Regions from separate parts of the Homo sapiens genome. Here region 2 is linked to region 1. A link is an interaction called in ENCODE POLR2A ChIA-PET data of the cell type or tissue named here. Cell type or tissue: PC-3. All regions are shown on one strand.

Region 1 (4,000 bases):
TTCTCTTGAATTCTCTAAGCTGGAGGGTGAGGCCAGCAAACGGCGACCTGGGTCCCGGCAGTCCTCAGAGGGGTTTTTGCGAAGTCCACTCAGACTTTTTAAAACTGGAACTGATATGGACAGATACTCTATGATTCCACCTACATGAAGTCCTAGAGCAGTCAAACTCATGAAGACAAAAAGTCAGTGGTGGTTGCCAGGGGGTGGGGGCAGGGAAGACAGAGTTGCTGAACAAGGACCGCGTTTCAGCTGGGGAGGATGGCAGGGTTCGAAGCTGGATGGTGCTGGTAGCTGCATGTCTGTGTGAACGAGCTTCATGCCACAAGTGGTGACTTCGGACAGTGAAGGCGGTCAATTTAGGTTATGCACATTTACCACAAGTTTTTAAAAAGAGAACTAGGAGACTTGACCTTAAAACTGGATTTCTAGCTTATCTTGAACATTTGGAAGACTGGGCCACGCTGGACCCACATTCCTGTGCGGCCTGGACCTGCTGAGGCCAGGGCTTCCCCACTCAGAGCTGCCTGCTGGCCCGCAGGCCTCTGAGCGGGCTCCCACACAGGCAAGGGGACTCGCTGTGTGTGTGTCTGGCCCCAGGCCCACACCTGCATTTTATGAGTCTCTATACGTGCTTCACCTAGACACTGGCCAGCATACAGCAAGTGCTTAGCAAAGGTGCACTGGGGGCTGGCTGCATGCACACTTGGAGGATGGTAGAAAGCATCTCCAGGAACCCCCAAAGCCTCAAAGAAGCAGCACAGTACCACTGGTCCACACCCCTGCGTGGCATCCAGTTGTCCATGTAAGAGTTCCATGAATGAAATCTCAGGCCTGCTGCTCCATCCCAAAGCCCTCCATAAGGTCACCAGCATGGCCGGTTTGCAGTATAATCTTCCAGAGCTTTCTCTCTGCTTTGATATCACGTATGAGCCAAAGGAAACAGTAGTATTTTGTGGGTTTTTAAAAGCATCAGTGGTGAGCTACGTAGGCGTCATTCAGCAATTTAAGCTTTTTCTATCCACAGTGGCTCTTGGAGGTCTTCCCAGGCCAGTTCATACAGTTCACGTTGGCAAGTTATTGAAAGGAGACCAAACTAATAATACTTAATTATTTCTGGTTGGCAGGAGTGGTTTGACTTTTAGTTCTTATTTCTACAACCAATATTTACTGCCCACTTACTCTGTGTCTTACTGCTCTAAGCACTTTATAGCAATTATCTCAGTTAAACTCACTAACAAGCCAGAGAGGTGGGGACTTTCACTACCCTCAATTTGCAAAGGAGGTGACTGAGCCTCAAAGAAGTTGAACCCCCCACAAGAGGCCTCCCTGTGGTGGATCCGGATTTGATCTGAAGAAGTCTCATTCTGGGGTCTTTGCACTCAGCGGCCACTTGAGGCTTTTCGGGATTTTTCCCAGATAGCTCCCTTGAACATGTTTTACTTTTGCAATCAGAGCAGAGATGCAGTGTGTATCATTTAAGATGCAGGCAAATGGACACAGGCATTTCCTTCATTCCACCTGGTGCCTCCTGAATTGAAGGCATCTTCAATGCTGCCTACTAGAAATTTCTGCGATGGTGGACATGTTCTACCTCTGCCCATCCTGCGTGGAAGCCACTGGTTGCGTGTGGCCGTAGGGCATTGGTAAGACTACAGAACTGAGTTTTTCTGCTTTTTCATTTTAACTGATGTAAATGTAAGCATAGCTGGCCTGTGCGGCTGGTGCAGATTGGGACCGCTTCTTTATACAGTCACACTGTCAGTTGGCATCCAGGGACTCTGTGCCCTGCTGCAGAAGCCCCTCACACCACCCTGCCGCTTGGTACTCAGGAGTGCTCACTCCTACAGGGGCTGGACTGGCCTTCTCCCCCATGCTGGAAGCTGAGCAGTGTGCCCAGATGGAGAGGGCCAGATAATCCCTTTCTAACCTCTCTGCAGGCAGGCCCAAGGAGTGGGACCCAGGCTGCAGGGTGCTCCAGCCTGGCAGATGGCTCCTGCCCAGGACCTCCTTCTGCCTGTCCATGGTTGTGAGCAACCCAGGGCTGAGTGGGTGCTGAACACCAGAAGCCTGACCAGCCTCCACCCTTCCACCAGCAGCTCCTTGGGAGGTAGAATTGTGATTCCAGAAACAAGGCCTCCCAAGGCGTGGCTTGCTCCTGTGTTTGCTGGAGGAATCAACAAGAAAGATCTAGGTTACCATTTCCTGCTTCCAGGAACCAAGAACACATTTTTTTTTTTTTTTTAAAGAGACAGAATCTCACTCTGTCACCCAGGCTGGAGTGCAGTGGTGAAATCACGGCTCCCTGCAGCCTCAACTTCCCGGGCTCAAGCGATCCTCCTGCCTCAGCTTCCCGAATAGCTGGAACTACAGGCATGTGCCACCACACCTGGCTAATTTTTTGTATTTTTTGTACAGGTGGGGTTTCACCATGTTGTCCAGGCTGGTCTCAAACTCCTGGTTTAAGCCATCTGCCCACCTTGGCCTCCCAAAGTGCTGGGATTACAGGTCTGAGCCACTGCGCCTAGCCACACGAGCACTTCTTACGTTATTCTTACTTAGATAATATTACCATGTGCCATATGTGAATGCATAATTAATGCCCGTTTTAAGAAGGAGTTGATGGGCGGTGGCTCATGCCTATAATCCAGACTAGGGCAGGGGATCACCTGCGGTCAGAAGTTCGAGACTAGCCTGACCAACATGGTGAAACCCCATCTCTACTAAATACAAAAAATTAGCCAGGTGTGGTGGTGCATGCCTGTAATCCCAGCTACTTGGGAGGCTGAGGCAGGAGAGTTGCTTCAACCCGGGAGGTGGAGGTTGCAGTGAGCCAAGATTGCGCCATTGCACTCCAGCCTGGGCAAGAAGAGCAAAACCCTGTCTCACAAAAAAAAAAAAAAAAAAAAAAAAAAAAAGAAGCAGTTGATGATTTCACTGTGTCCTGGAGGTGGCCAGTGATGTCCTGGAATTGCAAATGACCCGGGCAGATGTTCCAGTGCGGAGAATACAGGGCCGCTTTGGTCTGCAGCCTCAATTTTCATAATGACCCTTATCATGGCAGTGGGCATTTATTGAGTGCTTCCTGTGTGCCCCGCTCTGTGCTAGCCATCATCCATTCCCTCCCTCACTAATTCTCACAGCACCTTCTGACGTGGGCTTGTGAGTGCCCCTTATTGCAGGTGACGAGGCTGAGCCTTCAGGAAGTGAAGTCACTGCCCAAGGTCACACAGAGGTGACCTCCACCTTACTACAGTCACACATCAGAGGGTGCTGTGAGGATTAGTGAGGGAGGGAATGGATGGTGGCTAGCACAGAGCAGGGCACACAGGAAGCACTCAATAAATGCTCACTGCTATGATAAGGGTCATTATGAAAATTGAGGCTACAGACCAAAGTGGCCCTGTATTCTCCTCACTGGAACATCTGCCCAGGTCATTTGTAATTACTGGCCACCTCCAGGATACAGTGCTACTGGCCTTAGCCTCCTCATCTTCCAACTGGTAGATGGTGACTCTTCCCTCCCAGCTTGGGTTATTATTAAACAAGAGGAGGGCCGGGCGCAGTGGCTCATGCCTGTAATCCCTGCACTTTGGGAGGCCGAGGCAGGTGGATCATTTGAGGTCAGGAGTTCTAGACCAGCCTGGCCAACAAGGTGAAACCCTGTCTCTACAAAAAATACAAAAATTAGCCAGGCGTGGTGACATGCGCTTGTGGTCCCAGTTACTCGGGAAGCTGAGGCAGGAGGATCATTGGAGCCCAGGAGGTCGAGGCTGCAGTGAGCCGAGATTGCACCACTGCACTCCAGCCTGGGTGACAGAGTGAGACCCTGTCTCAAAAAATAAAAATACACAAATAAATAAATAAACAAACAAGAGGAGTAGCAGGCCTGATGGCCTGGCATGGGGCCAGGCATACCGCAAGTGCTTAACAAATGAGGCTCTTTTCTCTTTGCCTTCATTACATCTTAGCTGAATTCAAATTTGGAATAGTGCTTATTCAT
Region 2 (4,000 bases), 130 kb after region 1:
TGCGACCATAGACACCGCCACCGGCCCAGCCACAACTGCTTCTGCCAGTTCCCTCTGCAACTTGGCTCCCTCCCAGCCTGCCCCGGCCACTTACTATCTCGTCTCCTGGCTTGCAGCTGTCCACCAGATCTGCGAGGAGAATGGCGTCCTTGGAGCGGGGCAGCCGGCCAGCCGCCACTTTGCCTGGACTCTCCTGGATTCGGATACGCTGGTAGTTCTGATAGATGGTCTGCGAGGGACACACAGAAGGCCTCAAATCACTGACTTACTATGTCACCTAACCTTGACCCCCGAACAGGAGGGAGAACAGGCAGGATTCCGACTCCTGAGTGGCAAATGGAGAGCCAAAGACAGCAAGGAATGAGTTCATGGCGACTCAGCACATCAGTTGACAGTCCCCACTCCTGCCACACCATCCCTCTGGGATGCCTTCTGACGGCCAGACTCAGCACCTGCTCTATGCTTTACAGCTAAGCTGTCTTGAGTACCGATGCTGGAACCAGGCTGCCTGGGTTCTGTGTCTAAGCTGTGTGATCTTGGGCAAGTGACTTCCTCTCTCTGTGCCTTCTCTGCAACCTCACAATAAGAATTAAAGCAAGTCATACATACATCAACCTAATCCAGCATCTGATAAATGTTAAGTTACAGGAAGTTTTGGCTGTCACTGTCAAGTATCACAGGCCAGCACTGTGCCATGTCATTTCGTACCCATTATCTCACAACATGGCACTGCAGTTAAAAGCACATGCTCTAGATCAAGATGCCTGAGCTGTGGACCTCTAACACACATTCTGGTTGGGTGACCTCAGCCAGTTCTCTAAACACTCGGCAAAGTGGGGCCAGTAACAGTTCCTGCCTCATGAGCTGTGAAAAAGGACCAGGTAATAAACCACCCACCACCTGGCACTGGTAAGTTACTCCATGAATGATAGCTGTAACTGTTAACCCTCTACCAGGTACTATCTCAGGTCCCTAGAAGCAAGGCCTGAGGGAGACAGACAGGGCATGGGAAGAGTGAGCAAAGACGTGGCTCAGCTGGCATCTGGCCTGCAGCTGCCCCACCCGAGACGAGACGGGTCAGCTTTTGGCTGTAGGTGGCCACAGGTGGAACCTCTGAGGCATTTTCTGGCAAGGTGGCTCCAGCTGGGACAGTTCGCAGAACTGCACTGCAGAGCGGTGAGAAGAGGACAGCCAACAGCCACAGCAGCAAGGCAGTCAAGGGGCCTGGGCGCCACCACAGCGATGGCGATGAGCCCATTTACAGGGACGCTCAAGTACAAAGGCACATTACATGTGCCTAAGACCTTAACATCAGAGGCTTTGGCAGCGTCTCCTGAATATGGTGCAGGAGGTTGGTATGGTCCAGGGGCCCCACGTGAGCCAGACAGGTCCCAGAAACAAGCTGAGGGGAAGTCCCGATGGGACTGCAGCCACCCCACGTGAGTGATGGCACCATGGAGACTGGTAAGCACACATCCTGAAGGAGTGACCTGGCAAGAAGTGGGCCCTGTTTGCCAGATCTTCTCATGTTTCAAGAGGAGCCATAAACTTGTATGGTTTAAACAAATCGCCTGACTTAAATATTGACTTGAATTCCTAAAAACGTCGTGTGGGCCAAGCTAAGTCCACTGGCCAGACAGACTGGGTCCACCCCAGGGTGTGGCCAACACACAATTCTATCTTGCTTCTTGCGGCTGCCCACACTGGTCTTCCACAGCCTGAGAGGCCAGTCAGGTCCTGCATACTGGGCACCCCTAAGGACAGCTGGCAGCAGACCTTGTGTCCTCTCTCACCTCCTCCATGTTGACCTCAAAGGGGCCGGCCGACTGGCACTCAGGACAGGAGCCTGGTTTCACCTCCTGGTTCTGGGACTGGCAGAAAGGACCCAGGACGAAATTGCACTTGTTGCAGTTGTACTTGACCATGCTGAGCTGGGGCAGGACGCCAGTGCAGCTGGTCACCACCCCACTGGTGCGGATCAGCTGGTTCAGATGCAGCTGCCTGCGGAGGCAGAGGGTGCATCAGAAGCCGTGAGCCAGGGTGAGGCCAGGCTGCAGACGAGAGTGTCCCAACACACTGTCCTGGAAATTGGGCCCAGCCCCCAGCCCGGGAAGATCCCTCCCATCACACTCCTGTGCAACCACAACTCACCTGCGATGAGGATGCTGCTGGCTGCACCCTCCCCGCCCACACCACAATCGCTCTTCAGGAATCACGACCGAGTCACCCAGCACTGAGCTCGGACCTGCCATCCTCACCTGCCCTCAGCTCACCTCAGCGAGCGCAGCTCCTCCACCAGAGGCAGGTGGGAGATGCGGACATGGATGTGGTTGGTGATGCGGTCGTACTTGGGGTACATGGCCAGTACCACCTCCAGGGCAGCCTCATCAAAGATCTGCAGCAGCTCCGCCGGTGCCTCAGGCAGGAAGTAGGCCAGCACGTGCTCCCTGGCTGCCAAGTCCTCATAGTTCACCACCAGGCTCTCACGGTTCTCTAGAAGGGGGCACAGTGGGAAGAGAGTTAACTAAGCATGAGGCCTGGGCTGGGCTGCAACAATGCCTGTGTGAGAAGCAAGGCCTACCCACCCCGACCATTGATTTTGACCTAGAAAGCCCAGCTTTCACTTCTAGGTCTACCACACTTCAGCTGTGACATAGCCTGAGCTTCAACTTCCTACTCCGTAAAATGGGCATGTCACACAGTGTACAAAGTTGCTGGGGGGTTAAATTAAATATGAGCAGAGTGCCTACACAGCTACAAACATGAAACGCCTTACAAGAGCCAGGAAGAAACTGACAAACACAGGACAAAAAGCAGTGGAAGGAATTGCAGGAATCAAGATCTACATGTCCCTTTTAAAAGTCAATTCCTGGCTGGGGACGGTGGCTCACGCCTGTTATCTCAACACTCTGGGAGGCCAAGGCGGGCAAATCACCTGAGGTCGGGAGTTTGAGACCAGTCTGACCAACATGGAGAAACCCCTTCTCTACTAAAAAAAAAAAATTAGTCAGGCATGGTGGTGCATGCCTGTAATTCCAGCTACTCGGGAGGCTGAGGCATGAGAAACGCTTGAACCCAGGAGGCGGAGGTTGCAGTGAGCCGAGACCGTGCCATTGCACTCCAGCCTGGGAAACAAGAACAAAACTCCGTCTCAAAAAAAAAAAAAAAAAAAAAAAGAGTCAATTCCTATTACAAAGATCAAAGTAGTAATCCAGATTTTTATATAAAATCTGTCCATTTTCAAGCTTGTCAAAAAACGCTTTGGTGGCCCAGATGTGGTCACTGCATAGCCAGCAGGAGAGCCCTGATGCAAAACTCAAAACTTTTGGTTTCTCTGACAGACCTCTCAGCCATATGCCCTGTGCTTCACGTGTTCACTCGGCTCAGACAACTTTCTGGGGAGGATTTAGGGAGGCGCTACAGGGGCTGAGGCGGGGGCGTAGGGAAGCCACACCTTTGCACATGTCGCTGATGCGCTCCTTGAAGACGTTGTGGCCGTGGCTGTCGACGTGAGTGCGCAGGAAGTTCTTGAAGCGGTGGTGGATCTCCAGCCGGGGGCCCGCCATGCTCACCCACTCGCGCACAGAGTGGCCTTTGAGATCCTCCAGGTTCTCGATGCTCTCGATCATCTCCTCGTCCTCCTCGCCGTCCTCCGTGGCCCGCTCCACCTGGCGGCGCTTGCGGGCAGGGCGCTCCTCGTCCTCCTCATCGCTGTCTGGGGAGGCAAGAGACACCTGCTACTGCGGTCATCCCCAGCACCTTCTACTCCCCTCCCAGACTCCTTCCCAGCTTCCCAGTCCCTCGGGCAGGCAGACAACTGGACCTACCATACAGGAGCCCACGGCGCATGCGGCCCAGGCCCCGGCCAGCCTCCCGGTCACGCTGCCGCATGGCCCGCTCTGCTGCCTCCCTCTGACTGGCCGTCAGCTCCTCTACGTCCTCATCATCCAGAGCCAGTCCCTCGGCCTCATAGGCGTCCAGCTCTGGGATGGCGCGGTAG

The links. ChIA-PET counts read pairs that join two places held together with the same protein. Peaks named below come from ENCODE experiments on the same cell type or tissue, not always from the same donor. Only the 100,000 strongest peaks of a DNase experiment are listed, where the experiment ranks them.
Region 2: POLR2A ChIA-PET joins it to region 1 with 7 read pairs; 3 of 35 experiments call an interaction of 5 or more read pairs at or near these places.

The regions. Positions count from the first base shown.
Region 1 is chr3:127,736,546-127,740,545 of GRCh38, reverse strand. The region is part of intron 3 of MGLL (monoglyceride lipase); the gene reads left to right. Among named protein-coding and RNA genes, the nearest start is that of ABTB1, 66 kb to the right of the region's middle. RefSeq lists an enhancer at 2,009-2,571. In PC-3, no CTCF peak of the experiment used is centred here; no DNase peak of the experiment used is centred here; H3K27ac peaks cover 1,368 bases.
Region 2 is chr3:127,604,611-127,608,610 of GRCh38, reverse strand. MCM2 (minichromosome maintenance complex component 2) reads right to left here. Exons shown (of 16, transcript NM_004526.4): 3 at 3,828-4,000; 4 at 3,455-3,715; 5 at 2,274-2,493; 6 at 1,794-2,001; 7 at 95-229. Among named protein-coding and RNA genes, the nearest start is that of MCM2, 8.2 kb to the right of the region's middle. In PC-3, no CTCF peak of the experiment used is centred here; no DNase peak of the experiment used is centred here; H3K27ac peaks cover 312 bases.